7 separate regions of the Mus musculus genome follow, and all the other regions are linked to region 7. A link is a loop called in an ENCODE intact Hi-C map of the cell type or tissue named here. Cell type or tissue: left cerebral cortex. All regions are shown on one strand.

Region 1 (4,000 bases), 170 kb before region 7:
TAAGCTATGCCCTCATAGAAGGAGAATTTTATGCATAAGAATAAACAGAAAGTGGTAATAGCTACCCCAGAGGCTTACTGCAAGCATCTACTCCCCCACCAAAAAAGGGAGGGGTGTTGTTCCGCTCCTCGCTGCATCTCTAGAGACTGAATCAGAGCCAAGCATCCAGCATGGATATTTTTGGATGAATGAATGAGTCAAAGGAGGCAATGTAGCTAGGAGGTACCAAACATGTTCTATACAAATGCAGCGAGCCTTTGTTTCCAATGTGTTCCTTATAGGTTACTCCGGTTTGTTATTTTCTTTCCTCAGTCATGGGTACTGGTGTCTCCTGAGCTGGCATCTTGTTATAGACTGCAATATTTCACACACACACACACACACACACACACACACACAGACACACACACACACGCATGCATGCCCTTTATCTGCAAGGTGGGAATGTGGGTGTTCCCTCTTTGCAAGCAGCAAAGAGGTTTGTAATGCCTGAGCTTTTATGACACAAACAGATGTTTCTTGGCACCCTTCCTTCCGCTGCTGCACACAAGTCTCCAGCTAACAAATTGTTAGGTAGCTGCCGTGGCTGCCATGAAGGTGCTTCCTGAAACCAGCGCTGTTTTAGTCCAATTGCTGAGTCCATGTCCATTCAGGCATGCGCATGGCCTGTGGCTAAAAAGCAGTAGCTCACAGGCTTGGTGAGAGCTCAGGATTAACAGCCCCTCCTCCCCCAACCAGGAAAATGGAATGAGATCTGTAAACTCCTCAACGTGGTACCAATTACCCAGGGTTGCCTTTTTCTCTTCTGAATATTATACTTTGGTCTGGAGCAGATGGCGTGAAGCCAGAGAGACATGCTAATAGCTCTCTCCCAAAAATTGTGCATAGCCCATCTGTTAGCTCCCTGTGGGGGGAAAAAAGAAAATATGAGGGGGGGGCTTGCTGCCTCCAACAGTACAATCATCAGAGATGAATCTACCTGTGGCTCTTAGGTTCCATTACAGTCTTGGAAAAACATGAAGATGTCCATCCTCTGGATCTCTTGAGCTGGTACTCGTGAGCCAAAGCCATGTCGCTGAGCCTTATGCTCAAGACCTCGAAGTGCCGCACCGACTCCTAACTCATGGCTCAGGATGCTTCTCCTTAAAATGATTTTTCTTTGTGATTATGTGATGGCAATATGCATTCTGTAGAAACCACACTGTTAGTGTTGATCTTTCCCCCAACATAACAATATGGGGTACAATGCTCTCTCTATTGCTGGGCAGCCACAGAGAGCTGTGGCTCCCAGACACCCATGCAATCAGAGGGAAAGTTCACTCCACAGTCTACTGGGCTGCTTAGCTAGCTGTGCAGTAGGTTATCGCCTACAGTATCTCTACTATAGGTTATAACCCCATCATCAAAGAATAGGTATATTTCTGTTTTAGAAGAATGGTGGGAAGGAGGGTGAGGCATGACTGGGCCAAAACTGAAGGTTTCTGCTCACTCATTAAAATGGGCATTAGAGTCACTAAGGACATTGAAAGACCCACAGTTGAAGCCTAGATCCTTTTTTCTCCTCAAAATAGCAAATATCTGCAGTGTTATAGGAACCCATTATTTTCCTACACCATTTTTAATCAGTATAATGTTACACTGATAGTATGGAATTGAAATGAGAAGTGATTTATAATAAAAGCATGTGTTTCAATAAAGAAATACTTGGGCATGACCATACTGCAGGACATAATGAGTAAGTAATGAGATGACTATACCTGAGAGCAGAATTACCAGGAAAAACTGCAGCTGAAAATACAGGCTAGCCCCAGCCACAATGAGTGTTAACTGTTAATGAGTGTTTCTGTCTGGGACCACCCTTTTCCAAAACTCTTTCGCACATTCCAAATCAAATGACATACGTTCTTCCTTGAGTGTACACACTTGTCACGTTCCTGGGAAACCACAGGTGTTGACTCTGTGTGCAGAGAAATTGAATTTCTTAGCCATTTGGTCTGTCTAGGCTTATATCAGGAGGCAGAATCGGTCATTGTGCTGTGCATTGGTCTCACAAGTTTTGGATATCTGCTGTCAATGCTGGTAGCCCCTTAAAAACCAGGAGCCCAGACTTCCCTGCAGTTACCATAACAACTAAAACATCTCACCAATTTTCTCTTCACCCCTAGGGGGCGACAGCATTCCCTCTGAGAATAATTTAGTTAATGTCAAAGCAAATCAAAGAACAAGAGAAACAAGTGGCCCTGTTGTCACTTAGTGTGTTAGAGGTCAAGGCACTGCATTAGTAGGTGAGCTACCGAACAGTGTGAATAAATCAAGAGCTTGAACAGTGTACCCCAGTAAAAACAAACTTAGAGTTCTACCATGATGTCTGTTTCATTGTTTCAAAGCCTTTAACAGTGGCTGGATTCACCAGTAACAAATCCTTGTGCCCTGTCTAAAGCTTCCTCCTGAGGCAGCTTGGCAAGGGAATGGAGAAATGACTAGACTTGGAATGTTGACTTGATCCAGCTTCAGTCGGTTGAGGGGCAGTTGAATTGAGACTAGAACCAGGTACTCTCGTATATGATCACTGTGGGCTCAGAAGAGTCGCTGACATGAACCATGATGTTATCATTGCTACGGCACCTGTCAATCATCCTTTTTCGTGTTGCTAGCATACCCTGAATCCTCTCCTGTTTCATTCTGATCTCACCGTTTTTGCACCTATAGTTTTATTCTGGCAGTCATTTGAAGTGCTTCTTTGGGCAAAGCTAGCTTCTCTACCTTCTGCCCCGACTGAACAGCCACATGTCTCTTAGGCTTAGGTGTCCATGTATGTGTCCCCATGAGAACCATGAGGACCACTGGAAGCATGTAAGAATTCCAGTGGACCCAGAGTAGTCCAGACGCAGTGCCATGAAAACCCTGAAATAGGTGTGGGTCATCTGGATGGCTGCACAGAACACGAGGAAGAGAATCCTGACTAGAGATGGACTCAGCTCAGTTTGGATCCTGATCCTACCTTATGCAAGCTGTGTGACCCTCAGCATTTCCCTTCCTATTGCAATCACCCAAAAAGAATAATTGGGCAAGTAGTTACCATGGTGATAAATATGAGAACCTGCCTGGGTGTGTTTGTAATACCAAACATGGCATGAGGTATCCTCATTGGCTTAATAACCTCCAATTTTTATTTTGTAAACTTGTAAAAAGTAATCCTACAGAAGTAATGTATTCCCACCCCCAAAGTAAGGTGTTGTCAGTTACACAACAAGCAAGCTATCATGTACCTTTCAGCGTTCATCTGGGCCATGTTACAGGAGTAGCTAATGTTTGTTGAACGTTCACTCTGTGTCGGGTGCAATAGTCCCTTCCTTGAATACTGAATTATATTAATCTTCAGATCATCCTACAGAAATAAGGAGATAATGTATGCCCATTTTATAGATAAGAGCCTGGAGCATGGCAGATCCTAAGGGGCACTCCCAGATGACACATCGAGGAAGCAGCCATCTGGCCTTTCATCTATGCCTCTGAAGTTCTAACAGTCAGAGTTTTACTTTGCACCCTGCCTGCCTGATGAAAAACTTAATGAAAATTAGGTCTCAGTGCCTGGCTCTGTCTCCTGAACTATGAGATTCAGGAAAGTGAAACAATGGGGAAATGTTATTATTCCCAGATTTAAGCTGTGTTTCAACCCCTACTTAAGACCTCTCCCATGAGGGCTAGCCCCTCCACCAGTAGGTCAACATCTAGAGGTCAAGACCCAAGAAGTCCTAGTACAGCTTGGGACTCTGTAAATGGGCAGTACACTTCTGTCAATCACTCAAATCTGTAGATTTTTCCCCCCAGGATGCTTGATCCTCCTTTCTCCTGTTCCAGGTTATGTCGCTATGGGCGCCGTCCTCCCATCCTTCTGGGGCCAGCAGCCCCTTGTTCAACAGCAGATCGCCATGGGTGCTCAGCCACCCGTCGCTCAGGTGATACCAGGAGCTCAGCCCATCGCATGGGGCCAGCCAGG
Region 2 (4,000 bases), 240 kb before region 7:
AGGCATGTGTAGTGTAATGTGGTGCAGTGTAATGTGGTGCAGTGTAATGTGGTGCAGTGTAATGTGGTGCAGTGTAATGTGTAATGTGGTGCAGTGTAATGTGGTGCAGTGTAATGTGGTGCAGTGTAATGTGGTGCAGTGTAATGATGTGTTGTGTAATGTGGTGCAGTGTAATGTGGTGTAGTGTAATGTGGTGCAGTGTAATGTGGTGCAGTGTAATGTGGTGTAGTGTAATGTGGTGCAGTGTAATGTGGTGCAGTGTAATGTGGTGTAGTGTAATGTGGTGCAGTGTAATGTGGTGCAGTGTAATGTGGTGCAGTGTAATGTGGTACAGTGTAATGTGGTGCAGTGTAATGTGGTGTAGTGTAATGTGGTGCAGTGTAATGTGCTGTAGTGTAATGTGGTGCAGTGTAATGTGGTGTAGTGTAATGTGGTGCAGTGTAATGTGGTGTTGTGTAGCATGAGGAACTGCCTCCAGTTTCTGCTCTGTCTTCCCTATCAGAGCGAATGCTGCCTCCTCAAATTGTAAGGCAGAACAAGTCAGGACATTAAGAAAAATAATATACTTGATCACCACTCTTAAATTTGCTTCCCTTTCATCTTTCAACCTCCTGCCCTCCATTTCCTCATGGCTTATCCTGTCAGCCCTCCTCTGGATCATCCTCTTGCCATGTGGCCCTTTTGTAACACCTTCTGGGCTCATTGAAATCTATTCTTCAACTATCAAGCACCAGACATCTCCTTACTAGACAGTCACCACATGGAACTAGGCTCTGAGATCAAATCTGTAGATGTTCTAGTCTGCAGTATAAAATTAAACTGTAGTCCATGTAACCTATGCAAATTCTGTCATGTTATTTATAATATATAATACCATGAGAATGTTGTAGAAATAGATGTTACAATGCATTGTTTCAGGACTAAGACAAAAAAAAAATCTATACTGTTGGAGATGGATTTTGGTCCTGTTAGTTGAACCCATTGGTGTGGAAGTCCTGTTGTGCTTTCCTTTTGCACTTTGGGACAAATCCCAAAGCACTTGAGGTGGTGTGCAGAGTGCTGGGGCCCTGGCACCTGTCTGCCTCCAGTCTCAGCTTAATCCTGAACTTCACTGTTAAGTCCACTCCCCGCCCCCAGCCACCCACCCCCTGCTGATCATTTATTTTAATATCTTACCCACTAACTAATGTGAACATTTAGCTCTTTGCTCCCATGACTCCATGCCCAGCAAAGAGAGGCTGAGAATAACTAAAAATAGTGCCACTTGGTCCATTTTCTCTAGAAAGACCCAGTGTGGGGTGTCTGAAAGCCAATCATCACAATGATGGCCCCCATCTCCTCTCTGTGTGTTCTGCCACCTCAAGGCCTGAGATGCCTCCTCCTTTTAGCCTCTGTCAGCTTCCTGGGCTGAAACTTCCTTGACCTTGGCACCAACCAAAAATAACTGAGCCCAGTTTCTAGGAGGCACCAAGTGCCTTCTGGCCTCGTATAGCACGTGCAATTGGAAATCTACATCTCCAGAGAAATGAACTATTCAAGAGATGAAAACATCTTTTCGATTTAGAATAGGCGACAGAGAAGCCCTGAACTCTGCATCCTCATGATACCCTATACTTTGTGTCATCGACCTCCACTGGAAGCAGGAAAAGCTATGAAAAGAGAAAGCAGGCTTGACGGTGAAAATGGCTGGGCAGGCGCTGGCGGCAAGAAAAATCCACATGCTGTAATTATAGATTTTTTGTTTGTTTTAAATCCTGGTGCTCAATCTGTGAGCTCAGTTTAATAATAAAATACTAGAATTATGCATGCAAGTGCAAATTTGGTATCATGTCAGTCAAGCCCAAACACTATTTACGGGATGGAATCATTACAGTGCATTAATATAATGAAGAGGCAGTGTGGCCCGGTTCTGTACGATCTTCAAGCATTACCGCAAGATGCTTGTTGGAGCCCTCCTCAGGAGTTTGAGTTTGAGCCATCTTTATATCACATGGGCTTTGTTGTTGAAAGAACACAGTTCTTATCCTGCTTTTACCAATGTATGTAGCAACTGCTGCTGCTGACTTCAAGGAGGACAGGAGAGAGGAATAGCTGAAGCTGGGTATCCATTACTGAAGCCAAGGCCCTCCATCCACTCCTGTATGCAGCATCCTGCTCCTGCCAAGCTCATGCCTCATTGGCACTGCATTGGCTCTGTGTGCTGCTGCTACAAAAAAATGAGGAGCTCACTGAAAGCATAGGCTCTTGTTTGTCTCTGACTTAGGTGGCAGTATAGCATAGTGACTCATTTAATGTCATTAGTTTTGTTTGTTTTGCTTTTGAGATAAAGTATTACTAGGTAGCCCAAGCTGGCCTGGAACTTCCTATGTGTCCAGGCTTGCTTCAGGCTCAGTCCTCTGGCCTCACTGTAACGTTTGACCTCGGTGATAAACTTGGTAGGCTCTCGAATCACCTTGGAAACAAGCCTTGAGGATGTTTGTAAGGGGTTGTCTAGATGGAGTTGCTGGGTGGCCTAGTGAGGTAGGAGGGACCATCTTCACTGTAGATGGGATTGTGCCATGACTAGGGGTCCTAGACTAAATGAAAAGGAGCAAGGGATCTGGGCGCAAGCATTCAGCATTTTCTGCCTCCTGACTGAACTGCAGTGGGACCAGCTGGACTCCCCTCTTATGGCACACTTTCTTCATTATGAAAGCATGTGTTCCCTAGAACTGTAAGCCAGAACAAACCCTTCCTTCTTTCCTTAAATTGCTTTCTGTCTGCTGTTTCACCCTAGTCCTAGGCTCAGAAATGTGCACTGTGGTGAAGGTCTTGCCATTGCAATTTTAAGCAAAATATCTCAAACCATACAACCAAGAATCAACTCTAGCCATATTACATAGCATCTTGGTGTTTTTATGCTGCTAATTCGCTTTTCTGTACCTCTGTTTCCTTCTCTGTAAGCTATGTTAATTTGATAGTACCAATGCTTAGCTTGTAGAGTATGGACTAAGTAAATAGAGCCCTAGAAATGCTCCTGGCTCAGAGGAAGTGCCCCATGGATGCTTCCTGCAGTCCTTCTCTCTGCCCCACCCCCTCGCCCCCAGTCCCTAGGATCGTATTGTGTTAAGATACTGTGACTAAGCAGTGTGTGAAATGCGCAGAAGCAGCAACAAGCAGCACAGCTCTGATCCAACAGTACACATTGCTCATCTGAACCCATAGTTTTCTTTTTATGACAGTGGCTGTGCCAAAATCCAGGCCTCTCCTTTGTTGGAAGTTGAGCCTGCTCAGAGACGATTGGACCTGGTTCAGAATAGCTATCGAGAGAGACAAAGAGGTTTGCACATCAAGGACCAAAGTCAAGCCTTTGCGAATGTGCAAAACCGAGAATTGATGCAGAAGTCATTATTAACTCACACATTTAACAGGATGTTTGCCTTTCAACAAAGGGTGACTAATTAATGTAGCAGTTGATTATGTGGCTCCCTTAATTTGTTACTGGTTTTTAAATACCAAAATAATTGCATCACCAAAGGAGGACAGTTGCTAGAAAGTCAGTTTACAAAAGAGAACCAGAAAGGGTTGTCTGTTGGTTCCAAGTCCTTTTTGGGCATAGCTTCGCATTTTGCTCTGACTTGGCCGCAGTTCACAAGTCTCAGGAGTAGACATCATACCCAGTGCCTCGCAATGGTGGGAATCCTAAAGGTCTCTGACACAGTGAGCTGGTGTGGAGGAGCTGTGGGATCAGAGTGCTTGAGTTCAAATCCTGACTGCCACTGTCCAGCCCTGGAAATGCCTACCTATGGGAAAGCTGTAAGGATTAACTTCCCGACATAGGAGAAGCACTAAAAATACTTAATATAATTAATAATCATCACGTAGCTTCTGAATTTCTCTCCAGCCTCATTTCCTGGCATTTTCCACTCTGACCCCTATTTCCTGAGCATCTCAGACCCTCCTGCTGTTACCTATCTCTGAGCACTTCCTGTCCCCCACTGTAGCTTGCCAAGTAACCATT
Region 3 (4,000 bases), 230 kb before region 7:
ATCTTTATTGTGTACTTACTGTACCCAGGGGCAACAGGTTAAGCTTGTCCTGAGTGTGAATCCATGGGCTCATAACTACTCTCAGGTGGGAATAGTTATTCTCATCAGCCAGTGAGAAAGCAGACCCACCGGCAGCGCCCAGCCCAGAGGTGCACAGCTATGAGTAGAGACCCCTGGCTCTAGAGCCTTCACTCTTAGCCAGACTGCCTCAGGGTCTGGGGTGATAATAGTCAAAGTGATTTTTAAGTTAAGCTTAAAGCATGGATCTCAAGTTGCAGATAAAAATAGTGTGGAAAGAGAAGCCCCACCCCGTGTTAGCTAAAATGGCAAAACAGATTTAACTCATAAACTATTAACATAGAAAGGAGCTATACTCTATCCCCGTTTATGCAGAGGGGACTAACGGAATAATGGAGCAGTCAGGAGAATAAAATATTACAAAACCTCAAGGTTAGGCTAATCGTTATGAAATCCACCTGGGTTTGCTCACAAACAAATGTTTAAAGCTCTGATGCTCCCTAAGAGGCTGGGAGACAGATGCCCTCTCGATAGCTGATGGCTGGAACAAAGATCTTTTGACTTCCTGGAAGTTTCTCAGGCAGGCCTCTAATGGAAACAGGCTAGAGCCATCCCAGGAACCTGGCCTTGATCCTATAGAAACTATACCTATATGTATGTATTCATGCATTTATAGACCATGATTGAGGCCTAGTCTAGAAGGAGACCAGAGAACCTAGGCAGAGAATATTGTCAAGGCTTCTAGAAAAGGCACGGCAGATTTAGAAGAGAAAGGGGTTGGAGACAAGTTGGGACAGCTAGATGAGTTGGAAGCCAGAGTGGCGATCCTTTGTTGTCTTACCCTGAAACTGCCACAAAATCACCAAGATGATGTGCCTGGGCCTCCATACTAGCCCTGTCCTCTCTCTCCATTAGCTCACAGTGATGAGTGACTCTGCAAGGAACACATAGATGACCTCACACAGATGCACACCTATCAGTCACCCTGGGAGTTTTCAGAAGTCCTCAAAGCAAGCTGCATTTGGCCATGGCCCTCACTACTACCCATGCCTTAAAGTGGTTGCCTGTCCCTTAGTTGATCCTTAACTTTTGTTTATTGACCTAAGTATCTCTTCTTAGCAGCCCTTACTAGAGAGGCCAGCTCCCCAGTTTATTCCACTTTGGGTCTGGTCTCAGTATCTCCAGGTCTCTGAGAACCTGCTAGACTCTACTCTAGTAGAGTAGACTAGAGTAGAGACTCCAAACTTTTCTCTCCTGACCATGGGCTCCTAAAGAGGTGGGGCTGCCTCAATTAACATATATTTTCCATGTCTTGTTCCTCTGTGGTGTCTTATAGGGTCACACAATGATTGGAAGGGCAGGCAAGTCAGCTCTATGTCTAAGGTTGTTTCTGGCACATCAGGTGCCACTCAAATTTTTATACCACCTAAGCACATAAGTTTACCATGCAGTCTTCAAGGTGATGCCCCAAAATAGCTTCTTATGAAAGAGGACGACCAGATCAGTGACTTCCCCACATCACAGATAGAAGAAACTGGAGAGCCAAGAACAATTCAAACCATCAACTCTTCTTCACACCTTGCTCACAATTCACCATAAGTTAACATAAAGCCATATAATGAAGTCAGGAGCCACATCTAACTGTAACACCATGTCTTAGTTTTAGTAAGACAAAATCCTGTCATTGATTGCTAGGAGACTTTGAAGTTTTGCGGCCACAGATTGAGGCCTGCCAAGCAGGAATTAATAGGTCAGGGAGACTAGTATTCATCTTCAGTTCACAAGCACATTTCTAGACCCCACCCCCCACCCACACCCACACCCACACAAACCACAGAGTCTGCTCTCACAACCCAGGGCCAGGTTGCTCAGCTCATGTGTACTCTAGCCCAGGCCCTTAGACAAACTGCTCCAGCAGGGGGAGCCCTTTGAAGTAACTGTCATCCAAGAATCAGCAGGATCAATTTTGTTGCAGTGAGTTGAACTGAACATTTCCACCAGCCCTCAGTTTTGCTCTAGCTTGAAACTCCTTCATCCCCTGGCCCTTCCTCCCATTGTCACCTTCAAAGACTGTCACCCTTGATGTCACATTTTATGGTCCCAAACTGCTGCATTTCTTATCCCATGTGTTTTATAGCTATGTGACTCTGCTTTTGTTCTGGTTGGACTATCTTAAGGCCTTCCTCCTCCACAGTCACTTCAAGCCTCTATTTCTACCTTGTTTTTACCTTGATTATGATATAAGCACAGTATTTGGTCATTCATCAGCAAATCATTACTAACAACATACGTGTGCATGCGAGCAAGCACTCACGTACTCACTCATGTGAGTACACACACACACTTTCAGACATTATGCTAGATGATAGGGATACCATACAGAAGAAGAACTGAAAATTAAAATTACTTCTCTGGTTTCCTTAGTCTATGGAAGAATCATATGCTAACCAAGGAAGCAGACACACAAAGGGAGATTTACAGATCATGGCATGCATTGAGAGACTGGGCAGGGGTCCTTTGACAACATTAGCTTCCCTGTCACACTGCTATGGAAATGAGCTGCAAAGGGGCAGGTATCTTGCTAGCCCCAGCATCCCACACAGTCCTGATGGTCACTTGTAGGAGTCAAGCTTGCTTCCGAGGTCTGGGCCAATGCAGAGTGGTATTTACTGCAGAAGCTTTCCTTCTTCCACCTTCACTCGGGTGCTGCTGTCCTGGAGTCTGGCACAGAGGTGAAGCTGTGTGAAGAAGAGGAAGGAGAGATGGGAGGGAAGACAACCGAACAAAGCCAGATTACCCATGAAGCTTGACACCACACTGCCCTTCACCCCCAGCCTGTTCTTCACTATTGATTGAAAATTGATTAGGCAAGTTGCTTAACCACCCTGAGTCACACTTCTCCCTTCTCAAATAGGAAAAAGATTTTTGAGTTGATGTCCACTCCACCTCTGACACCCTCAGGTAGCTTGGAGTGATGATAGAACTGCACCTGATGCCTTTCTGAAGAAGAAGGGGGCAGTTTTGTGCTAATTTCTTTTACTGACAGTTCATTTTCCAAAGCAACAGCCTAACAAATCATGGGGCCAATTAGTGTAAGAGAAACAATTGATCCCTGTGCTCTGTGAGCTCAGCCCACCGCCTCAGTGGTTTGCGGCGTATTTGGGGAATGCTGCACAGCGCTAAATGGGAACTAATTGGACAGATGCAGCTGTAAATTGCACGGCGCTGCACTACACTGCAAGCTTCCGATGGCGGCAGCAGCATGGCCTGACAGTAATAGGAAAACTATTACCAGGCTTCCCGTCTCATACTGAAAACCAGCCCAGCATAGCCCTGCCTCCTTGTCTTACAGCAGGGAACAGGGAAGCTCACCCAGGGAACAGAGGCTGGACAAGATACCATCACAACTGTTCAGTGCTGGTTTCCTTTACCCCTGACCCCACCACCCTGTTGTCCTGACAGCCTTCTCAAATAAAGAGTCCTAGAAATACAATGTAGATGTCTAATGGCTTAAGGATACTGCAGCAAAGCTCTAGCATACTGGGTAATGGAAACAACCAGGGGGAGCTGTCCACTGTGTCAGAGGCTGGGAGTCTCAGGCCAGTGTCTACAGGATGATTCTGCCCTTGCTCTTAAAGGATCCCGTGCTCTTCTCATGGCTTACTCATCTTCTTTGACACCTCTTGGGTTGGGGATACTCCCCCCATGATCTCTGCTATGATTTTATGTGGAGTTCTCTAGATATGCTTGTTTTTCTCCAGTTTCCCCCTTGTCTGTGATAGTTGCATTAGGGTCTCACCATGCTCCAATATGGCCTTCTCTTACTGTGTATATGATTAGTGTTCCCAAATTAGGGCATCTCCTGAAATGCTGAGATTTGCGACTTCAGGGTACGTACTCAGGAAGAAGGACAGTACATATTTCAGCAGGCAACAGGAACATATAGTTTCAGGAACAGAACTTTTGAGGTGGGTAACAACTG
Region 4 (4,000 bases), 220 kb before region 7:
CACAGCTAACACTTTGCAAGGCAATATTAGGTATCATCAAGCATTAAGAATGTTTTGATTTAAAATACTTAATGAGGATTCGCAGATAAATTAAACCATCTCCATCTGCCATCTTCATGGTAGGTGATAGTTTTGCCATTGCACACTCATCTCTAAATCTAATTCCACCAGGAAGATTTCTAATCGCTGCTTAATTTTAGAGCAATATTCTGCTTGGCAATCAATAAGGCAGTGTCGTCAAACTTGGATTTAATAGGAGACATGGATTACATCCTCTACATTATGCAGGGAAAGAAATACTTTCAGGAAAAAAAAGGAGAGGAGAAAAGAATGCCTTTGTCTCCAATTTTCCCCTGCCACATACCATTCTAGCTCACAAAAGCTTATAAATCAATGCCCCATGTTGCGTGAATATAAATCTCATCAATTTTACATCATTAACACCATGAAAAAAACTACTACTCTCAGAGCAATTTCCCTCTGCTAGCTAAATCTGTCCTTTTGATGAAACAAAACAAGCGGATTCTGATTGTTTTGCTAACAAACCCTTCCTCCACCAACTTGAATCACTCAAAATCCACTCAAAGTATAAACTTGCCATATTGCTAGTTGAGAGACTAAGGACTTGAGGTGGTGATGCCACACTGCAGTTCAGGGAGCAATGGGTCCCTGGAAAGAGGATGAGGCAGAGGGGAGAGTTCTAAGGGTCATCAGATAGGTGAGTAGCAGCTGCATTGTGGCAGATGAAGGCAAGGCAGAACATTCTAGAGCAGCAGATGATGCGCATGGTCAGAAGCCTAGTCGAGCAAGAGGCTGAGGAATTGACATTTTGTAAGACCAGTGATCTCTAGAATTAAGGTGATGATCCTCATGAGAACCAGAGGCCAACTGAGCCAGGAGACCTGAGTGGCTTTAAGGGACAGGAAGCCTGGTACTGAACCTAAGAGAATACATACCCTAGTAGACCCAAAAGTTTGCATAGAGGAGCTGCCTGGGCTGCCTTTGTTTCTCCCTTCTTCCTGGTATCCAGGAATAGGAAAGATTTTATACACCATAAAACACATTCATTTTTCTTCTTGGACTATTTGAGTATATTTTGCTCAAATATAAGCTAGGTAACATAGCAACAATAAGCAGATATAACTCTAATTAAACATTTGCATGCACAAATATATAGAGATATATTAGGAATAATTATAAATTGATATCTTTCAACACCAAGCCAGCATCATTCTACAGAGAGAGGAACTCAAAGCATTTTCAATAAAATGAGGAACAAGAATATCCACTCTCCCCATATCTGTTCAATATAGTACTTGAAGTCCTTTTAGGTTTTGAAATTTGCCTTTTTATTGCCTTTATTAATAGAGCCAGGGCTTTCGAATTAGGATCGTTCGGTGTGTTTTTTCTAGGAAATAAACTGGTGCAGAAAGGACTAGTGGGTAGTTTGCTTTGGTACAGTGACTAGAATTCAAGCTTCTTGGTGTAAAGAAAATGCTCTTTGTAAGGATTCTGGACTGACTGCAAGCATCTCTTTGCATCTGCAAGCCTTTATAGAGTATTAATTGATATGATATATTGGATTATTATAGGAAAATAACCACAAAGATGCACATCTCCTAATAGGATGGGAAACTTTGGTCCTGTGGTAGCCTGAGTAACAAAGGCAGAAAGGCCAATTTCAATCTACTAGCATAAATCAGATTTCTTCAGCTGACCAAAATGGGAGGAGCTTAGGGCAAGGCTAGAAGATGGCAGAGTTCAGGAAGACAGAGTCTAGTGTGGACAGTGGTCCTGAAGTCAGACAAACTTATCAGAACAAAATCTGTGGCCATTAATGTGAGAGAAATCCATCATGAGTTTGAAGGGAATAGTCCTTCAAGGAGAGGCAAGGCTTGCCCCGTTCAGGGGCTGCTTAACAGACCTAGTGTTCATTTCATGTGGCCATCAAAAAGAGAATTTAAAATGGTGATGAAATCAAGACATTGCAGACAGAGAGACTTAGCCGATGAAAAGTGTGTGTGTGTGTGCACATGGGTGTATGCATGCGCCCCAACCTCTGCCCAAATGACTTTGAGACAGATAAAGTTATTCATCCCTCAACACAGATTTTTCAACCAGCTGCTGGGAAAACTCAGTAGCCCTGCAAAACTCAAGTACTGTGACGTTCACAGCACTCCCTGGAGTTGTTTAGGGGACAGCCCCTCCCTCTGTATGCAAAGGCCTGAGAACGTAAGCGTGTTCACTATCGAGACAGATTGGACGGGGCTGGGCTGTGAAGGTTGCAAGCAGAAAGAAGCATGTGGGCTGCTTTCAACTGGGAGGCTTTGGCAGGCAGTGTGAAGCCACCTCTGCAGATGCTCACCCCCATATGAACAGTCCTGGTTTCACTCTGGTCACAGCAGTGAGACCATGGAGGGAGACCTCCTTTTCTCAAGGGCAGGCGTAGCTCTTTTTCCTTCCATCTGTAGCAAACAGCTTTCCCAAAGCCCCTTGGGCCTTTCGCACATGGTGAAAACACATCTCTTATTGATCAACAGCTCGAGGGGGTGTGTTCCCTGAAACACCGTCTTCCTTTTGTGTGTCCCCAGGCCCTTCAGCATCACCATGCTGTTCATGAAATTTCCTACATTGCGAAGGACATCACAGATCATCGGGCTTTCGGATACGTTTGCGGGAAGGAAGGGAATCACAGATTTGTGGCCATCAAAACAGCCCAGGCGGTAAGTATTCCTGTCCAATACAGGTGTCTGCCTTGTTACGGGGCAGGACAGAGTCAACACTGTGGATTTTCCAAGGCCCAGCCTGACCAAATGATGGACCGCCACTGTCAGCTGATGTGCAGAATCCATCCTAGGAAAGATAAACAGCCTTAAAGCAAAGAAACAAGGCTCTGCCCGTTCAGCTTTATTTTCTAATCCTAATGGGTATTTCCTAATGACAAATTACTTTCCCTTTCTGATTAAGCTAGATAGAGACACGTATACAAATAAGTTTCCTTGTGTTCATAGCCTCATTTAAAAAGAAAATAAGAGAAAACAAATAGCTATTTTGCATATGGCCTGCCCTAATTTTATTGTATTCCGAATCACTAATAAATAAAAGCAATGCTTTTTATGCTTATGATTATTATGAATTTGCAAATATAATTAGTTGAAGAAATGAACTTTAGCCTAGAAGCAATTTGCTAAACCAATATAAACAAGGTAGAATTAATTAAGAATGGAATGCTTTCAGTTTAATAGAAAAGGGAAGGGCTGCGGGTTGGAGCCGCAGACAAAAATTAGTAGCTGCACTTCAGCAGCGTTCGTTATTAATGTGTCCCACCACCCTTCACTCCAGGCTGAACCTGTTATCCTGGACTTGAGAGATCTCTTTCAACTCATCTATGAGCTGAAGCAAAGAGAAGAATTGGAAAAAAAGGCACAAAAGGATAAGCAGTGTGAACAAGCTGTGTACCAGGTATACCAATGTGTTTCTCCCAGTGCTGCAGAAGACGGGGCCCGCAGTAAACAGATGGGAAACCGACTAGTCGAACCATCTCCTCCTGGTGCTGAGCAGAAATAAGCAGAGATGAAAGGATCCTGGGTAGATTTCAGACACCCAAACCAAGCCATTAGAAGGGATCCTTCTTGTTTTGTTTTTTGTTGTTGTTGTTTTTTGTTTTTCTGAGACTCTAGATAGGTTAGAGAAAGGGAACTCTTTAATCCAGGGGAAGAGTTCAGGGGAGGAAGACTAAAGGCCCATAGCAGCTTTTCTGGCTTTGCTGTTGTTAATGCTGGGAGTGAGTGGGGCGAGAGCTGCGGGATTTGGAGTTTCTTTGTGTATTTTCTGCATTCATGGCCTCCTTCCCTATCCTAATAAATGCTGGCTCTCTACTGTGCTGTAACATCTGAAGATAATCTCACTTCTCTTCCTTTGCATCCTTTGCTACTCCCTCCCTTCCCTGGCTGGGATAGACCATTTTGGAAGAGGATGTGGAAGATCCCGTGTACCAGGT
Region 5 (4,000 bases), 1.2 Mb before region 7:
CTAGAACTTCCTCCTTTCTAACAGTAACAACACTCAAGATTGACTCCCCATCCCATGGTTAGCTTTAATTGTCATTTTAAATGTGAGGAAAGCCAACCAAGTTTACAGCCTAATCTGACTATTTTCAAGGCCAGACGTTTCGCTGTAAAAGATTCATATTCTCCCAGGAAAAAGTTTATTCCAGTGGTTGAGGATGGAATGTGTGAGAGTTTATGTACGTGATGGAAGGCATTTGTAGATGTTCATAAAATATAGATTAGACATGAAGATGTGAGAAGGAAGAAATGAGGTGGTACCAATCCTGTGGCGTCACTGAACCCATGTTACTGAACAGGAGCAGTCAAGGGCTGCTGAACAATTTAGAGAAATGAGAAAAATGGGCAAGAGACACAGTGTCCACGACCAAGGCTGTGCATACATCCATGTGCACATGTTTGCTTTCTATGCTTACAGTGATGAGGTGCTAAGAACTGAGCTTAAACAGAGATATTTACTGCCTTGCAGTGCTGGCATCTCAAAGTAGGATCAACGTGTCTACAGGGTTGGCTTCTGAGGGTCATGAGGGAGGCCCTCTTATAAGCCTCCCTTTAGTTACCTGTGTGTCATTGCTTGTGGCAGCATGTCTCCCAATCTTCACATGGTAAAAGTCCCTGTGTTCAAATTGCCTTCTCTAAGAAGGGTACCAGTCCTACTGGATTAGGACTTAGCGTGTGGCTTCAGTTTGACTTGATTACTCATGTTTCCTAATAGCAATGCTTTGATGGAGTGCAGCTTTGGACTTTAGAGGAGGAAGTGAGGATACGGTTCATCCCACAAACAAGGTGTGTGTGTGTGTGTGTGTGTGTGTGTGTGTGTGTGTGTGTGTGAGTATATGTATGTGCATGTTCATAGGTTTGTGTTTCTACTTGTAAGAGACAGAGATGAGGTAGACTTAGTTTCGGGAAGGATGGGAGTTAGTGGCTACTTCCAATAGCTTTCCAAAGTGGGAAGTGTTCGGAAAGGACAGAAGGGCTATTTCTTTAATTGGTAGGTGAGCCCTGGTATTCTGGGAAACAACTGCTTTTAGAATGCCCAAAGGATAGAGACTGTGTTGCCAGGGTTTATGGCTCCCTCAATCTGTGCTTCTGTTTCTAAACTCTGTCTGCACCTGATGTAGCCACGGATTTTCACAAAGCCCCTGGGAAGTGGACTTGTTTGTTTGTACCCATTTCACAGATTTAAAAGTAGATACTCAACCATTCTCCCTTTATACAGTGGATTTGGGACTCTTATAAAAGTTCTGATATTTTGTGGTGTGTGTCTGCCCTTCATTTCTGGAGTGAGTATAGGCTGTTTTGTGGCATGGCTGTCATTTTCAGTTTGCTTATGTGGGAATGGTTGTATGTACTTTCCAGGGCCACTGAAATAGAGGAATTAATAAAAGCAGAAATGCACCTCATGGGTCAGTTTTCTTCTTCAGAGTCTCCTTACAGCTAAAGTGCACCAGGCCTGGTAGCAAGGACAGCTGTTGCTAAGGGAACATATGACTCTGCCCCACCTGCCCCACAAACATGTGACTATTAAGTCAGTTATATTGTCACATCCGACTAGCTTTGCTTTTCAATCACCTCATCCTGCACTGGTATTCAACAAAATCTAATGTGGCCTTGAGTAGCCTAGAACCCATTCTATAGCCAATGCTTAGGCTGGGCTCCGGATCCCCTTGCTTCCAGCTCTCAGATGCTGGGGTTTCAGGCATCTGCCACCATGCCTAGTTTCAATAAGACTTTTCCCTTGCACAGGAACACAGAAAGCAGCTGACAGACACCTTTCAAGTGCAGAGGGCTCAGAGCCACCTACCTGGGCTACTGTACTACTTCCCTTCCAGGCATATGACTCAGGCTGATTACTGCTATCTTTGCCCCTCAGTTCCCTCTGTGAATTAGGGTGACTGACAACAACTCTAACATCACTTGTTTCTTTTGTCAGAGCAGTCCCTGTTGCCTGTCTTCCATATTGGATTTGAAGAGACATATTTGAGACTCGTTTTTATACCACCTTCAGCAAAGCTTGTCCTACTTATAAACTCTTTTGTTAGATACTCTACCATCTGGTTCTTACATATATTCTAGTAAAGTCAGGTTTACTTCACTCAAGTAAGGAAGTGTCTGTATTAAACAGCCTTGTGTAAGGCAGTGGGATGCTAAATGTCAGGGTAGGATGCTATAGAAGTACCAGTTCTCAAGTCCCAGAGCTGGAATGCTAAGGACTGGGCTGAGGCCTTCCTGGTAAGTGCAGGCTCTGTCTGGAGGGGGCGACTGCTACACAGCTCTTGCAGAAATCCTTGCAGCAAGTGAAATGCTGGCCTGGTATAGTTAGGCCTTGTTATTTCACGGGAAGCCAGAAATTCGCCATTCTTTCAGAAGTGCTTGCATTTTTAACTTGGTGGGGTTTATTTTGTTTTGTTTGGTCCTGGTGTAGAACATGTAACCACATGGTGGATTTCACTGAGCCACTGCCTACCAGAATACACCAGGGAACAGAATGCTATGATTTGGTATTGGCTTGGGGATGACCCAGGGCAGAGATTGAAATGTTTTTCTAATTTATTTTCTCTACAGTAGTGAGGGCCATATTGATCTTCCTGGCGCAATAGTGAATAGTGAAATATACATATACATACATATATACATATATCTTATCATAAGAGAACTTTAATTTTTAAAAGGCAAAGATTTGAATAGCTGTTCTACCGAAAGAAGAATACAGGTAGTAAACACATAAAAAGAGCTATGACATCACTTATGATTAGGGAAATGCAAGTTAAAACTGCACTGCAGTTCACTCCACAATGCATATGTACATGTTGGAAAGGATAGGAAGAAACTGGAGTTTACAACATATATAATTCTTTCAACTATTTTAATGAAAGCATAAGATTGTATAAACAGTTTGGAAAACCAGTTTCTTACAAACTTAAATATAAGTTTATCAGTAGCCCAGCAAGTTTGCTTATAAGTATCTATCATCTATCTATCTATCTATCTATCTATCTATCTATCTATCTATCTATCTATCTATCTATCTATCCGTCCATCAGAGGCTTCCGTGAAGATGTGAGAGATATTATATAAAGAATCATAGTAACTAGACAGAGTTCAGATGATCATGTGTCAATGCAAAGATACACAAAATATAGTATTTTTGTCTCATCAAAGAGCAATCAACCTAGGAGAAGGCCGGACCATGGGTGAGCCTGAAAACTACTCTACTTAGTAAAGTGAAGCCCATGTGTAACATATCATACTATCGAGTTCTCCTTGTAAGAACATCCAGAAAAGCAACTCTGCAGAGGCAGTAAGCAACAAAGTGAGTGGCTGGCACTGGGCATGGAGACTGGATTGACCTAGGTGTCATAAGAGATCTGCTTTGATCTAAAGCTATCCTCATCAACAGTCACAGCATAATTGCATGGCGCTATGAATTTACTAAAGAGCTTGGAATTACATTTAAATCTGCGAATTGGATACTATGTGGACTATGCTTTGGTAAGGGTTAAAACAAAGCAAGTCAAGCCTTGCATACAACAAGTACTGAGTAAATTCAATGTTTTAGCTTCTTCCACAAAGCAGAGTGAAGGGAAATTGCATTACAGCAAAAGAATCAAGCCCTGGGGGGCTGGAGAGATGGCTCAGTGGTTAAGAGCTCTGACTGCTCTTCCAGAAGTCCTGAGTTCAATTCCCAGCAATCACATGGTGGCTCACAACTATCTGTAATGGAATATGATGTCCTCTTCTGGTGTGTGTGAAGACAACTATAGTGTATTCATATAAACATAATAAATAAATCTTAAAAAAAAAGAAAAGAAAGAAGCAAGCCCTGAAGCTGAAATTCAGGTCTTCCTACAATCTAGTTATATGTACACTCTTCACAGCATCACTTACCTCCTTAAGCTTCAGTCTTTCATCCTGGGACAACTGAAAATAGTCATAAAGAAAATGATGTCTTTAAAGAATCAAAG
Region 6 (4,000 bases), 390 kb before region 7:
GAAAAAAAAATATGTCAGACTCCAAAGAAGTTCATTTTCAAGTATGAAAACTTAACTGCAGTCTGACTTGTTTCTTACAAAGCCTGAAGTAGAAGACAGGGCTGCTCCCAAAGCCTGGTGGCTGGTTTATATGCATGAACTGAGAGGGTTAGAGTCTGTAGTCATAAATGTTATGGTTATTGAGTGCTTAGTTTGGACTAGCCACTGGTACATGTCTTTTCAGTAATTTAATTGGCTCAAAATGCAGTGTGATAAGGCCTGGAGAGATGGCTCTGTTGGCTAAGTGCTTGCCGTGCAGGTAGAAGGGCACGAACTCAATCCTTAGTACCTTCATCCAACAACAAAACAAAGCAAAACAACAACAACAACAAAAAAAAAAACAGCGGTGCTTATAATATCAGGGCTAGTGACGTGGAGCCAGGCAAGTGTTTGGGGCTTGCTGAGCAGACAGGCTATGCTATTTTATAAGTGCTAGGTCAGTGAGACATTCTCAAAAGGTGGACAGTGACTGAAGAGTGACACTGACTGTTACTCTCTGACCCCTCTGTACGTGCCACATACATGTGCAGGTACACCAATACCTTCCGCATGAACACACAGAAACCAAGAAGAATCATCTGGTGGCTGTTACCATTATATGGGGGAGAATCTGAGGCACAGAGAAATTAATCTAAGTTGTTTAACAGGATGGCAGAGCCAGCATGGGAGCCCAGGCCGGCTCTTCCCAGGCTCTGACTATTTAAACATAATTCCATTCTGTGGAGAAACCTGATGATTACAGGCCTGAGAGCAGCTTGGTTCTGCTGAACCGGGTCAATGGGAGTGGAATGGGGCATGGTGAAGTCCTTTGAGTGTGGAGTACACCTATTTTGCGACCTTAGGTGTATGCCCAGACATCTGTTGGCCTGTCTGTACTACGGTAGGTTTGCGCTAGAGAATCTGTTGAAGACCTTTTTCTGTACTCCGTAGCCCCAGGGTGTGCGAGTTTCAGCCGATGGCATTGACAGGTGACACTCAGTCTATGCTTCAGATCCTGGGCTTTGACTCAGAGTGACATAAGCTTGAATTGGGGCTCTGCACTTTACTAGAAATTCTGGGCACTTGAATAACTAGGTAAAGTGGGAACACACAGATCTTCCAGTTTTCTCATGGATTAAGTGGGTGTGTCTAGAGATCGTCTCCTATAGAGTGAATCTGAAGAGTCAGTGCATCCATGCATGCAGAAGATGTGCTCACTCACCAGGAGCCCAGCAAGCATCCCCCCACTACCTCCCTTTACTGTTAGGCAGACGCTGGATCATGTATATCCGTTGGTGCTCACCTTAGGAGAGGAGGGGGATGCATCATCTTTAGCACCCCATGTCTGAGCTTTGGCATGTTGTTGGCCTCTGGCTGAGTTTGTGGGATGAAGGGTTGAAGGGTTGTGTGCAGAGCAAGTGGGTGAGCCTGATGCCTGGCAGAGTGATCAATATGACCGGGGACTCTCACTGACACAGCATTCTGGAAGTCTTGGCAGGGTTTCAATCCTAAACTAACAGTTGGAATCAGGAAGAGATTTGCAAAAAAAAAAAGAAAAGAAAAAAAAAAGAACAAGATGTGGAAGAGAAGACAACGCCATCATCTGGAGAGCAGGTAGACTCTGAGAGCCCTCAGTTATTTCTCTCTGTTCTCATTCATTTGGTGCTGTGGTATCCACAGCAGCCATCAACAGAGGGCAGGGTTCCTAAGATGGGCAGTTTATACCATACTGTTACTCTCAGTGCCATCATGGCCTACGCAATGCCCACCTTATGCCTCTTTCCCTGGGTACTGCTCTGAGCACCTTTGTACAGTTCTGTTGTCTCGTGCTGCTTTCCTGCTTCTGCTTACGAGGAACCAGAAAATCCTCAAGCCTTCTAGATCCTTCTTCACCTCTCATCCCATAGGTCTCTGCTATTTCCTTCACCTCTGCTCTGCTCCTCCACCCCCCACCCCTAAGCTGTGAGGCCTCTGAGACCCTGTCTTCTCTTTCACCAGCTGCCCCTTCTTATAGTTGGCTGAATGGTCAATGAATCCAAAGAGGTCAGACAGTGGCCTGGGGGCAGCAAAGACCCCATCCAGGCAAAGGGAGGATTGAAATGTAGACTAGGGGCACTGCACAGGGAGCCTTGCTGTTCCTATTTCACAGCAGCTTCCTGGGTAGCATGATCCAGATGCAATGATCTATGCAGTGTTTCTCTCCAAGGTGCTTAATCAAACCCATCTCGTTAATCCTCACACAAAAAAAAAAATCTTCCAAGGAGGCAAGAAGGCAGAATTCATCTTTTTGTAGCATGAGAAAATGAGACATCAAAGGTGCTGAACCCGCACATTTGGATTGACACAGTTAGCTCTCTGACTCCTGGGGATAGAGACACAGAACTCACTCCCCCACAGGGCTGGGCTGTACTCACATCCTCACTATGACATCCTCCCCATGTGGAACCCCCTCCCTGTCACATCCAGGTTCACAGATGATTTTAGAAGTGAGGGGTGAGCAAATCCTGTCGAACAATTTAACCAGATTCAAAAGGATTGGGATCATTTGCGTAATTGGGCTAGCAGATGGTAAATGTAGTTCAAAGTACAAAAATGTAGAATAATTACAAGGGGAGAAAGTAACAGAGCTTGTGGATGAGGAAAGCCATTTGGGAGAAAAGCTCATTGAAGCCATCATGTCAGTGCTGAAGAGAAGGACAAACAGCTTTGGGGAGCAGAGGAGAAAAAATTTACAGAGAGCAGCCTGCAGAGGAGGAGTCCTGAAGAAGGCAGGAGAGAGCTAGAGCGAGCTTGTCTATTCTCTGCAGTGAGAAAGGAAATGGCTGTGGTGGGAGGGTCTCTGAGAGGATGACAGAGTGGGGAGCATCCTGGAAGGCTGCCAGGGTGGAGAGGTTCCCTGAGAAGATAGTGGGGTGGGGCAGATGGTGGGCAGGTCCTTGGGAGGGTGGTGGGGTGGAGATAGTCCTTAGGAGAGGAGTAGAGAGGAAGAGGTCTTTGGGAAGATGGAGTGGGGTTTGAAAGGGCCCCTGAGATGGGATCAGAAGGTTCCCAGGGAGGAGGTGGGAAGGAAGAGTTCCTGTGATGGTGGTGAGGTGATAGGATCAGGGAAGGTCACTGGTAGCCTTGTGGGGTGGGAGGCTCCCTGGGAAGATGGTGGGATGTGACAGGTCCCAGGGAGGGTAGAGGGGTAAAAACAGTTCCTTGGAGGATGAAGGGTTGGTGCTGTAAGGGGTAGGAAGATTCCCTGGGAGGGTCCTGGGATGGGGAGGTTCCCCAGGAGGTGGGTGGAGAGGGTACCCAATTGGATTATGGGATGGGAGTAGGGAGGACTCTGGTCACATACTGAGTATTTGGGCTGAGAAATGATCAAGAAATACCTGAAGCCAACAAAAACAGATGCCTACTAAAGCCCTTAGTGTGAAGAAAGCCCTCTTGACACTTTATTTCTACTCAGCAGAAGCGATTTCACTCTTCTGGTGTCACAGACCTTGAGAAAACGAGAGAAATGGCTAGAGGTAGAAAGGGCATGAGACCTGTGCAAAGAGATCTGAATCGAGTCCAAGCCTTGGTCATAGTTTCTGCATCTCTAACATGGAATGGTGACACGGGACTGGTAAAGGTTACTGAGCCGCTGTAAAAGTGATGTTTGTAGCTTGTGCACCATGGATACATAAAACCGTTGCTAGACTTCTTTTTGAGCTTTTCATCAGGCTGCATAGAGTCAGCACTCTGAACTTCAGACTCTCTAATGGGACACATTGTGAGAACTGGATTGAGCGCTGTGGAGGCACCCGGGAATGATGGAGTCCGACAGTCTGTTTGTAAGAGGTAGGGCCATGGATACTAACTAGACAGGGCTCTAAGTCTGCTTCTTTCCCAAAGGAAGTTTTAGTTGTTTGGAAAAGCATCGAGTAGAACTCAGAATAATGATGAGTGTTAGAGAAAAGGATACTATGTTATCAGGAAATCAGAGTGTAAATAG
Region 7 (4,000 bases):
CTGTGACAGAATGCCACAGACTAGACGACTTACCGAAGAAAACCTTTCTTCCCCACCATTCTAGAGACCAAGCAATCAAGGCACAGGTAGGCATGGGTCTGAGCAGAAATCACTTTCTACGTCACAGCCAGCTGGCTTCTTGCTGTTGTCATGGGGGACAGGAGGTGGACATCAGTTGGATCCAGGATGGCTCTGACCTTATCAAAGGTCTCCTTCCAAACACAAGCACACTGAGGATTAGGCCCAATATAAGGATTCGAGGTGGACAGACATTGAGGTTGGTCTAGCGGCTCATCTTCCTCGGTCCATGTGGTCTGCTTCCCACAAGGCCAAGGGAAGTACCTCCTGCTAGTCCATGCGGCTGGGTGAGAGATCGCTGTAGGCTCTCGTTCCCACTGTCTTGACCTTTCTTCACCATTCATCTAAATTCTAACACCTCTAACAGCAGGCCTCCTTTAGAGCCAAGGGATTTAGGAGTTGAGCCTCATGCCCAGATGGGTCCACCGTCACCCACCCATTTAGGACTTCAAAGCAAAGTCTGAGTGCCTAAACCACAGACTCAGAATCTGTGAAAATACAGAGGTCCAACGTATTTGTAACTGTATTTAGGAAAATGCAAGTCCTTTTCCAGGAAGACAGTGGGTATTTGTTGACTACCTGTGATGGCCACACAAAAACATACACAGACACGGATACACACAGACACAGATACACACACAGACACACACACACACAGACACACACAGATATACACAAACACACACACACAGATACACACAGACACGGATACACACAGACACACACAGACACAGATACACACACACACAGAGAGACACACACACACACACAGACACAGATACACACACACACAGATATACACACACACACAGATACACACACACACACACACCACTTAGCTCATCTCATATTTATGCCCAATCTGTGAGAGAGCTGCTATGAGCAGCCTGAAGATCATTTGCCCAAAATCTCAGTTTCATTGCCGCAGAAAGGCAAGGTTCCAATTCTTTTTGCAGTGCTTCCCTTACTGCATGGCTTTGCAGCAGACCTTATGCCGGGGATTTCCTTGTAGAACTGTCCTCTTGTCCTTGATTCTGGGCCCCTAACTTGACCCCTAGGGTCCTGGGAGTCTGTTACATGTCTGCAATCCACCCTTCCCCCAGGCTTCATGCTTCAAATCTCTCTGTTCCTCAGAGGCTGCTTGCACCCTGTGTCCAGAAAATGCCACAGACGGTGTTTTGTCCACGGCGCCCTGTTACATCATTACCTCTACCTAGCAAGGGCACAGCTTGTCCAAGTGACTGGAGAGAGGACAGGGGAACTTTGAAGACAATGGTGCCTTACGTTATAGCAAGCACTCTCCTAAGCATCTGATTTGGGTTTTAAAGACACATTTACACAGGAGAACAGTCTTTTGGTTCGGTTGCCTCCAATTTTCTGTCATCTGAATCATAGCCAAGGAATAAATTGAATCTTTTTCTAACATAGAATATATTACTCTTGAAATAGTAGGAAATGTTGATAATTGCCTTTTATTGGACTCACAAATAATTTATAAGTTGGTCCGATTTAAAAAAAAAAAAAAGTATTATAGTCTTATTTCTTTGGTTTCTTCCTTGAGGCAAGTATCAGCCTCTAAAAATAGAACCCGTGTAGAGATGGGCCTAGCGCTCCCCCTGGTGGTCACTATTTAGGATTGCAGGCTCCATAAATGGACCTGAAGCTGTAGGCTACATTTGAATAATTCCTTTTCCCCTAAGTACACAGAAAGATTTGATTTATTCTTCCCAGCCATGTCTGCATTACAGAGTACTTCTCCTTAGAAAGTCTATCTGCTTTGAGCGTAAGTAAATGATCTATTCCTCATATACATTATCAGGCTGAACGTCTCGGAGGTAGTAAGAGCTTTCCTGGTTCTATCAAATGTCAGGAAAGCTGGGAGTTTCTTCTTTGCTTTAGAAAATACGGAGGAGTGAAATGCAAGCTGGCTGTCAGAGAATCACAGGGACAAGATATTGAAGGGATGACTCGTGACTGTGTGCGCGGAGAGAGTGCAGTGGAGAGATGGACGGGAGTCTCAGAACCGTGGGTCAGAGGCAGGATCCTGGGACGCCCTCCACTGCAATAGCAGATACACACACTGCCTTTCTCTGGAGAGACTGTGATGCCCTGCCTTCCTTGCAGGTAACTAGAGACCCAAGTAGCAGTTCCAGACAGTGGGCTGAAAAGCTAGCTGCGGCACTTCCTGGCCTAACCCTCAAGCACCTGGTGACGGCTCCCACTGTCTCTGTGTTCACACAAATGCCAACGGAATATTCCAAGATATCACAGGAGCAAAGTGGAGTCATCTCTTGTTTGAAAAGTATTTCTTTTCATTTTTTGAGATTATGTTACAATTGATATCATTCTCTCCACATCTTCGTCCCTCCAAACCCTCCCCTATACCCTTCCTTGCTCTCTTTCAAATTCACAGTATCTTTTTTTTATTAATTATCATCTTCTACAAGCAGACACAAATATACATACATATACACGTTTATATATTTATATGAATGTACATATACATATACATAAATGCATAAATGCAGTCTGTAAATGCTTCTTGTATATATGTTTTCAGGGCTGGCCATTTGGAATTGCATGACCAATCCATGTGTTCTTCCCTGGGGAAGACAGTTTCTTCCTCTCTCAGCACTGCTTAGTTGCCTCTGGTTCTTCCTTTCAGGCTGAGGCCTCTCTCTTCCTCCTGTCCACTTTGCCATGCCTACTGTTGTCCTTTCTCAGCTCGTGCTTAGGCAACTGTGTTGCTGAGACTTCGTGGCTGTGGTTTCTGATATTCCTGGAAGACACAATATCACAGCAAACTCCCTATCCCCCTGGCTCTTCTAGTCTTTTGGTTCCCTCTTCCTCAGTGATCTCTGAGCCTTGGGTGTGGGAGTTATGTCATAGATGTATTCATTGGGACTAGGTCCCACAACAGTATGCTTTGATTGGTTGTGGTTTTCTGTAATGTTCTCTATTTATTGAAAGAGAAGTTTCCTTGATGAGAGATGAAAGCTACACTCATCTGTGAATAGAAGGACCAACATTATAACGTAGTTAAGAATTATGCTAGTTTAGTAAAATAGCAGTTAAAGGCTTTCCTCCAAGATCCATGACTTCACTAGCCCTGGGTAGTTGGTTAGGTTTTTAGTACTGTACACAATTTCCTTCTTGTTGAATACATCTTAAGTCCAATTAGAGTGTTCCTGGTGACCACCTAGTTACGCATTACCACTACCACACTCTTAGAGACAGCAAACCATGGTGGTGGTTGCTGTGGTTCATAAATGTCATAGCTGGGTAAGACTGTTGGTTTACTCCATCCTTAGAAGCTTGCATGGCAGCTTCCGGTGCCAGGAAAGTTAGTCCTCAGGGAGGACTAACTCAGCTCAAGACTCTTTCAGCACTAGGTCTGAAATGCATGGTGGTTTTAGCAATAGAGACTTACTATCTTCCACCTCTGGGGGTGCAATGAAGAGCAGTAGCAACAACCTGTAATGTTTTGAAAGTTACTTGGACAACTCTGACCAGCAACTCAGAAGAGGACTTCTCATGCCTAGTGTTGGGGTTTTGTTAGATGACTTTGACCCTAGGAAGAAGAATTGTCAGCAGAGCTGATAAATTTTCCTTCAAACTATATATGTATATTTATACACAGACTTACTTGTATTGTAGGTATTCTTAGGTAGATAGTTAATAGTATGATGAGTTTTTCTGACATCCTTAGAGCTACTTTACCCGCTATCTTTTGTATTTATCTTTCCCCTTCCATAATTAGAGCCCCTCATTCCCTGTTTTCCCCATTACTTGTACCCTGATAGCCCCCTCTATTTTGCTTCTCCAACTCAGCAATGGTCCCTTTCTTCTTTACTGATTTCCACAGTTACTCCAGGGTAGTGAGTTCATCTCTTACTGAACACTGGCCTGGAAGAACCGCCAG

What was found. A loop is a pair of places that touch in the nucleus more often than their neighbours do. Peaks named below come from ENCODE experiments on the same cell type or tissue, not always from the same donor. Only the 100,000 strongest peaks of a DNase experiment are listed, where the experiment ranks them.
Region 1: a loop joins it to region 7, with 3 times the contacts of the local background. A loop is called at or near these places in 7 of 42 quality-filtered maps.
Region 2: it touches region 7 in a loop (3-fold over the local background); 19 of 42 quality-filtered maps call a loop at or near these places.
Region 3: it touches region 7 in a loop (4-fold over the local background); 21 of 42 quality-filtered maps call a loop at or near these places.
Region 4: a loop joins it to region 7, with 4 times the contacts of the local background. A loop is called at or near these places in 20 of 42 quality-filtered maps.
Region 5: a loop joins it to region 7, with 3 times the contacts of the local background. A loop is called at or near these places in 2 of 42 quality-filtered maps.
Region 6: it touches region 7 in a loop (2.8-fold over the local background); 18 of 42 quality-filtered maps call a loop at or near these places.

What each region holds. Positions count from the first base shown.
Region 1 is chr4:104,723,699-104,727,698 of GRCm38, forward strand. It overlaps Dab1 (disabled 1), which reads left to right. Exons shown (of 18, transcript NM_001369047.1): 15 at 3,862-4,000. Among named protein-coding and RNA genes, the nearest start is that of C8b, 41 kb to the right of the region's middle. In left cerebral cortex, a CTCF peak has its summit at 2,176 (motif pointing right); DNase peaks (open chromatin) are centred at 143, 778 and 2,165; H3K27ac peaks cover 85 bases.
Region 2 is chr4:104,648,669-104,652,668 of GRCm38, forward strand. All of the region lies in intron 7 of Dab1 (disabled 1), which reads left to right. Among named protein-coding and RNA genes, the nearest start is that of C8b, 120 kb to the right of the region's middle. In left cerebral cortex, no CTCF peak of the experiment used is centred here; DNase peaks (open chromatin) are centred at 1,873 and 3,270; H3K27ac peaks cover 1,533 bases.
Region 3 is chr4:104,663,819-104,667,818 of GRCm38, forward strand. All of the region lies in intron 7 of Dab1 (disabled 1), which reads left to right. Among named protein-coding and RNA genes, the nearest start is that of C8b, 100 kb to the right of the region's middle. In left cerebral cortex, a CTCF peak has its summit at 1,932 (motif pointing right); a DNase peak (open chromatin) is centred at 1,941; H3K27ac peaks cover 483 bases.
Region 4 is chr4:104,676,111-104,680,110 of GRCm38, forward strand. Dab1 (disabled 1) reads left to right here. Exons shown (of 18, transcript NM_001369047.1): 8 at 2,592-2,723; 9 at 3,343-3,462; 10 at 3,960-3,998. Among named protein-coding and RNA genes, the nearest start is that of C8b, 88 kb to the right of the region's middle. In left cerebral cortex, no CTCF peak of the experiment used is centred here; a DNase peak (open chromatin) is centred at 2,278; H3K27ac peaks cover 528 bases.
Region 5 is chr4:103,689,647-103,693,646 of GRCm38, forward strand. All of the region lies in intron 1 of Dab1 (disabled 1), which reads left to right. Among named protein-coding and RNA genes, the nearest start is that of Dab1, 72 kb to the left of the region's middle. In left cerebral cortex, a CTCF peak has its summit at 2,295; a DNase peak (open chromatin) is centred at 2,255; H3K27ac peaks cover 217 bases.
Region 6 is chr4:104,506,987-104,510,986 of GRCm38, forward strand. The region is part of intron 5 of Dab1 (disabled 1); the gene reads left to right. Among named protein-coding and RNA genes, the nearest start is that of C8b, 260 kb to the right of the region's middle. In left cerebral cortex, a CTCF peak has its summit at 1,705; DNase peaks (open chromatin) are centred at 1,476 and 2,565; H3K27ac peaks cover 284 bases.
Region 7 is chr4:104,892,500-104,896,499 of GRCm38, forward strand. It overlaps a transcript of Fyb2 not described here. Among named protein-coding and RNA genes, the nearest start is that of Gm40216, 4.4 kb to the left of the region's middle. In left cerebral cortex, a CTCF peak has its summit at 1,713 (motif pointing left); DNase peaks (open chromatin) are centred at 1,133, 1,707 and 1,996; H3K4me3 peaks cover 633 bases; H3K27ac peaks cover 1,421 bases.